2 separate regions of the Homo sapiens genome follow, and region 1 is linked to region 2. The links are chromatin loops, found by intact Hi-C in ENCODE. Cell type or tissue: OCI-LY7. All regions are shown on one strand. Each heading gives the region's core, and the rest is flanking DNA. Links, peaks and the distances in the headings are about the cores only. Region 1 overlaps SETDB2-PHF11 (SETDB2-PHF11 readthrough). Region 2 overlaps RCBTB1 (RCC1 and BTB domain containing protein 1).

The links. Hi-C counts contacts between places; a loop is a spot of excess contacts. Peaks named below come from ENCODE experiments on the same cell type or tissue, not always from the same donor. Only the 100,000 strongest peaks of a DNase experiment are listed, where the experiment ranks them.
Region 1: it touches region 2 in a loop (6-fold over the local background); 4 of 110 quality-filtered maps call a loop at or near these places.

What each region holds. Positions count from the first base shown.
Region 1 is chr13:49,447,289-49,450,214 of GRCh38, reverse strand. The region is part of intron 1 of SETDB2-PHF11 (SETDB2-PHF11 readthrough); the gene reads right to left. All of the region lies in intron 1 of SETDB2 (SET domain bifurcated histone lysine methyltransferase 2), which reads right to left. Among named protein-coding and RNA genes, the nearest start is that of SETDB2-PHF11, 4.5 kb to the right of the region's middle. In OCI-LY7, for the core only: no CTCF peak of the experiment used is centred there; no DNase peak of the experiment used is centred there; H3K4me3 peaks cover 1,239 bases; H3K27ac peaks cover 1,176 bases.
Region 2 is chr13:49,539,335-49,542,260 of GRCh38, reverse strand. It overlaps RCBTB1 (RCC1 and BTB domain containing protein 1), which reads left to right. Exons shown (of 13, transcript NM_018191.4): 11 at 434-585; 12 at 1,255-1,385. Among named protein-coding and RNA genes, the nearest start is that of RCBTB1, 45 kb to the left of the region's middle. In OCI-LY7, for the core only: no CTCF peak of the experiment used is centred there; DNase peaks (open chromatin) are centred at 1,600, 2,320 and 2,760; H3K4me3 peaks cover 1,854 bases; H3K27ac peaks cover 2,036 bases.

The sequences.
Region 1 (2,926 bases), core at 144-2,643, 92 kb after region 2:
ACATAAGCAAACTGAATCCACTGAGTACCAACCAGGATAAAATTCTTAACACACATCGCTAGACAAACCGTGACTAACTTCAGAATATCAAAAACACAAAGTCTTAGATGTTTCCAGAAAAATGTAGATTATCTAAAAGGAAGGTGTATTAGACTAGTAATGAGATTTCTCATCAGAAATGTCAGATGCAAAATGTTAAAGCAAAGTCAGTATGAACCCAGAACTCTATATCCAGCCAAGCTATCTTTCCATACTAAAGATGAAAAAAAGACATTTGCAGACATTCAAAGAGTCACTCAGAGACTGTGAAAGAAATAAGTATCTGATGATGAAAAATGAACCTATAAGAAAGCACTGAGGTATACGTAGCAATAGTGAGCAAATAAATGAGTAAAACACATTAATGTTAAATGTAAACTGAATTTAATAACAAATGAAAGAAAAATTCTTAAAGATATCATGAGAGATTATGTTCTTTTCTGGAGGAGAGATGGAAGGGATTGTTTCAAGATGAGAGAAAGCAAAGTAGAAGCATGCTAACTTCTTCTTTACAGGGGCCTTATCAAAACTGACTAAATGTACACTTTGTTAAGAAAACATAAATTTAAGAACTGTGAAATGTAAAGTTAATCAACTTAAAAAAAAATGAACAAAGAAAACTTGGGGCTAACCTCAATTAAAAATAAAAGTGATGCCAGCGCTTTGGGAGGCTGAGGTGGGTGGATCACCTGAGGTCAGGAGTTCAAGACCAGCCTGGCCAACATGGCGAAATCCCATCTCTACCAAAAATACAAAAATTAGCTGGGTGTGGTGGTGTGTACCTGTAATCTGGGCTACTTGGGAGGCTGAGGGAGGAAAATTGCTTGAACCTGGGAGGCAGAGGTTGCAGTGAGCCGAGATCACGCCACTGTACTCCAGCCTGGGCAACAGAGCAAGACTCTGTTCCAAAAAACAGGTGGAAAAATAAGATATAAAAGATACAAAGAGAAGCTTGTTAAATAATGACAAGAATAAGGCCAAAATATGTCAATAATCACAATAAAGGTGAATTACCTATTAAAGGGCAGACTCTCAGATTGGATGGCAAGCAAAACCCAGATATGATATTTTAAAATAAGAGACCCACTTAAATTACACAAAATGTCACAGCAAGGCTGAAAACGAAGAGACTGGAAAAAGACATCTGCAATTATAAGAAGAAACGTATCAAATAAGAGTTGAATATGAAAATCAATAAAAGACACAAATATTTTATGCTGACAGAACAATTCACCAGATTTAATATTCATGACCCTTTATGTACAAATAACATCACTCTGAAATATATAAAGCAAAATTAAAAGGAAAATGCACAGATCCACAATTTGGTGATGAAGTAACAAATCTAAGGAACTGAGATAAAGTGGGTAAAAAACCAGAGTATAAAGGATTTAAATGACAAATTAACAAGCTTAATCCAAAAAATATATAGAACCCTGCACCCAACAGAAAATACTTCTTGTGGGAGGAAAAGCATGAAATTTACAAAAACTATTATGAGACCAAAAGGAATTATCAACAAATTCCAAAAGACTGTTTACACAGAGCATAGTCACTGAATGTAGTAAATCAACCCCCCACCCCATACTACCTGCGGAAATTAAAAAATCAAATTTCCCAAATAATGTATATGGTTTACAGAAGAAATCAAAGGAGAAATTTAAGAACATTTAGAAATGGTGATCGGTTGAAGTAATACATTTCAAAGCCTGAAGGATTTTGCCAAAGCAGCATGCCAAGAGATATTTAGGCCTTAAATAAATTTTATTAGCAAAATGAAAATATTGACTTAAACATTCAATTAAAGAAGCTGGGAAAAAAGCAACAAAATAAATAATAACAAATGAAGATAGATCTCTAGCTACTGAAGAGATTTTAAACATTTTAAAATTCAGACAGTTTTATGTCAATGAACCTGAGCACAGACGAACTGAACAATTTTCTAGGAAAATATAAATTACCAAATAGGCTCAAAACACTGAAGATATTACTAGAGATGTGTGCCACACATCCCCACCCCTCACTGCTAGTTCACTAGGTCCATTAAGTTTTACAGATGAATTGTACAAAACTTTCAAAGAATAGATAATTTTTATCAAACACAAACCTGTTCTGAAGCAGGAAAAATATGGGAAGCTACTCAACTTTTTCTTAAGCAGTTACTCAATTTTTTTTTATGAGATATGAAATTTTTTTCACTGCTAGTACACTAGGTCCATAAACTTTTACAGATGAATTGTACAAAACTTTCAGAGAACGGCTAATTTTTATCATATACAAACTGTTCTGAAGCAGGAAAAATATGGGAAGCTACTCAACTTTTTTTTATGAGATAAGTATAACCTTGACATGCAAGAAAAAAACTCAAGGCCCAAATCACTACTGGGTCTTAGACACAAAAATACTGAATAAAGGTATCCAGCAGTAGAATAAGAATGTATTACCAAAATAGTTTATCCCAAGAATACCTAAAAAGTTTAACATGAAAAGTTTATCAATGTGAATGCTTATATTAACAGGCAAAGGGAGGAAAACTATCACTTCATGCAGAAAAACAAAACAATTCAATATAAAATTATTCCATGGAAGGTGGGGGGGCCCCTTAGCAAATTAGGAAAAAAGAGAACTTTCTTATTCTGATCGAGGCTATCTACCAAAACATCCTACTCAATGACAGCAAACATCATACTCAATGATGAAACATTCGGAGAATTTTTATTAGGCACAAGATGAAGACAGTTGCTATCACTGTTTTTATTCAATACTGTACTGGAAGTCTTAGAGAAATTCAGTAAGATAAAAAGAGGCCTAAAGATTGGCAGAGGAAAATCCATCTGTAGAACAAATAAGTTAACAAAAAGTCAAAAGCCAAGCAAGAAGCTAAGAG
Region 2 (2,926 bases), core at 305-2,804:
GTTCAGGCCCAGATAGTAGTTAATATACTTACTTTTTTTTTTTTTTTGAGACGGAGTTTTGCTCTTGTTGCCAGGCTAGAGTGCAGAAGCGCAATCTCGGCTCGCCACAACCTCCACCTCCCGGGTTCAAGCGATTCTCCTGCCTCAGCCTCCTGAGTAGCTGGGATTATAGGCATGCACCACCATGCCCAGCTAATTTTGTATTTTTAGTAGAGACGGGGTTTATCCATGTTGGTCAGGCTGGTCTCGAACTCCTGATCTCAGGTGATCTACCCGCTTGGCCTCCCAAAGTGCTGGGATTACAGGCATGAGCCACCACGCCCGGCCCAAGGATACTTCTGTTTATCTGATTTTATCAACTTAATTAGGTAATTTTTTTTTCTTTTTTAAAAATTGCTGCTGAACAAATAAGACTTTTGCTTTGCTGTTTTAGGTGTGAGCATTTTCGATCCATGTTCCAGTCGTATTGGAATGAAGACATGAAGGAAGTGATAGAAATCGATCAGTTTTCTTACCCAGTGTATCGTGCCTTTCTCCAGTACCTCTACACAGACACAGTCGACCTGCCGCCAGAAGATGCTATAGGTACTGTGGTAGCATTGGGATGGACGAGCCGCATGGTGGAGAATATATCCCCTCATATTCTTAGTCCTGAAATGTAAAAAGCTTCAGGTGTATTGGCTTTAATTTGGTGCTTAAAAAAGATTTGAAGTAAGTATCTTTAAAAGTAGTATTGTGTAGTTATTATGGTTAATAGTTTTGGACCTAGTTTATGACCATAGGCTTTTTTGTTCTAATGTTACTGAAGGACTTTTTTTTTTTTAATTTATTTTTAAGTTCTGGGGTACACGTGCAGGATGTGTAGGCTTGTTACATAGGTAAACGTGTGCCATGGTGGTTTGCTGTACCTGTCAACCCATCACCTAGGTATTAAGCTATGGGCTTATTTTAATTTTCTAGTAGTGAAGTATAAGTTGCTAATGCATTTAGCGTTTTAGAAACAAAATGAGGATTGAAATTGCATTTTTTGCTCTTTCTTTGCACTATTGAAGAAATTGTATAAAGTAAATATAGGAGAGGTGTGGAAGTGGAGGAGGCAGACAGTAAAAAAGAGAATTTATTTACTCAAATTCAGAATCTTATCCACTAAGAAACTTCTAATTTACCTGTACACCTCTGTTCACCAAAACAAAATCTCTGTGTATTGGAAATTATTATACATTTGATTAAACCTTTCACATATTTTACTTTTAGGTCTTCTGGATTTGGCGACATCTTACTGTGAAAACAGACTGAAAAAACTTTGTCAGCACATTATCAAGAGAGGAATTACTGTGGAGAATGCCTTTTCGCTATTCTCTGCTGCAGTCAGATATGATGCAGAGGTAACTTAAACAACAAACAGAAACCAGACCACCTTTAACTCCCTTTGTGCTCGTCTCCCCCGCTTCTTGCGTGAGGCATGGAAAACGATGAGTCACTCCACTTCTGTTTAGGGAATCAGTGAACCCATTGAAAACTGAAATCTGCCCTTGCTTCTTAATTCCCTGTTCATTGTTTCAAAAGTCGTTGTTCCTCTACTTTCATTTCTAAGTAAGACAGGAAACGAACCAAGGTCCTAGCAGCTGTGCTGCAGGTTGGAACATAAGGTGCCACAACTAATTGGACTAACAAACAGCATATTTTAGTTTCAAGTCTTTCTTAATGTCAGCATATGTGTTTATTTCGAGACTTACCTTGCTGTCTTTCCACCTCTGCCCTGTCATAAGCTGGGGATGTGTATGATTTGTATCTGTGTACGCTCTGCAATTCTATTAGTGTCTAATTACAGCTCACAGTTATTTACCTGTTAAGAACTTGCTGTGGACTCCTTTTGTTTTTGCACTGGGTTGAGTTCTTAATCTGAGATTCACAGATCTGTTGAGCCTGTGAATTAATGGGCTTTGGGGAGTCTGAAAGTTTGTGTGCATTTTTTTGAAGAACCAAAGCATCAGACTGTAAGCTCCTCGTGAGCAGGAACTGTCTCATTCGTCTGTATACCCTATAGTGCCTGGCACATATTAGGCACCTGATAAATGTTGAACTGGATGAAGATAGTACCTTAAAGGAAGCATTAAGGATGATCAGTGAGCTGAAGGCGGGTATGGTTGGTTTCACAGATTCAGAGAGAATAAAAGGTAGAGAGCAATAGCCTTGGAGTTTCAAAATATCTAGCTAAGTTGTGCATGTAGAATGTTACAATTAGCCTATCCTTGCAGATACTTTGTCATTTGACAAAGCAGAATATCTGGTATCAAGGAGTTTATCAAACACCTGCAAAGATCTGCAGCTGTGTCCTTTGAGGTATAAGAGGACACACTTCATCACACATAGGGATCAAAGTTGACCACGATGTTTTCAAAATGTATCTTATTTTTGTTTGAGGCTATATTCTGATTATAAATATTTGATAAGGTCAAATGTAGCTGACTTTGTCTGCAGCCCGACAACAGATGGAATGATGATCAAAGTAAATCATTTCTAATAGAAAATGGGGTATGATTTTTTTCCTGTCCTTCCTGTGACACCCTGAACCTCTTTATTAGAAAAGCTGTTTCTTTAGATTTTATTTCCACCCGGTGATATAATTTTAAATTGGGTTAGTGCCTTTTCTGTCCATTTGGTGACGGATGTTAGAATCCTCTCTGGGCCTCTCCACGCTCCTCCTCCTTGTTAACGAGTTCCATACTCAGGATCAGACCTTGCTGACTAACACCAGTGAGAACAACCTGGGCAGAGGCAGATGTCTCGGCTCAAGTTGCTGGAAACTTCTTCCTCACTTTTAGCTAAGATCTGTCCTAGGAAGTTTACAGAAAAAGCCTCTGCTGCTGCTTCCTGTGCCAGCAGGTCATTTCCTTTACTAGTTTTCATTTTTCTCATATTAAGT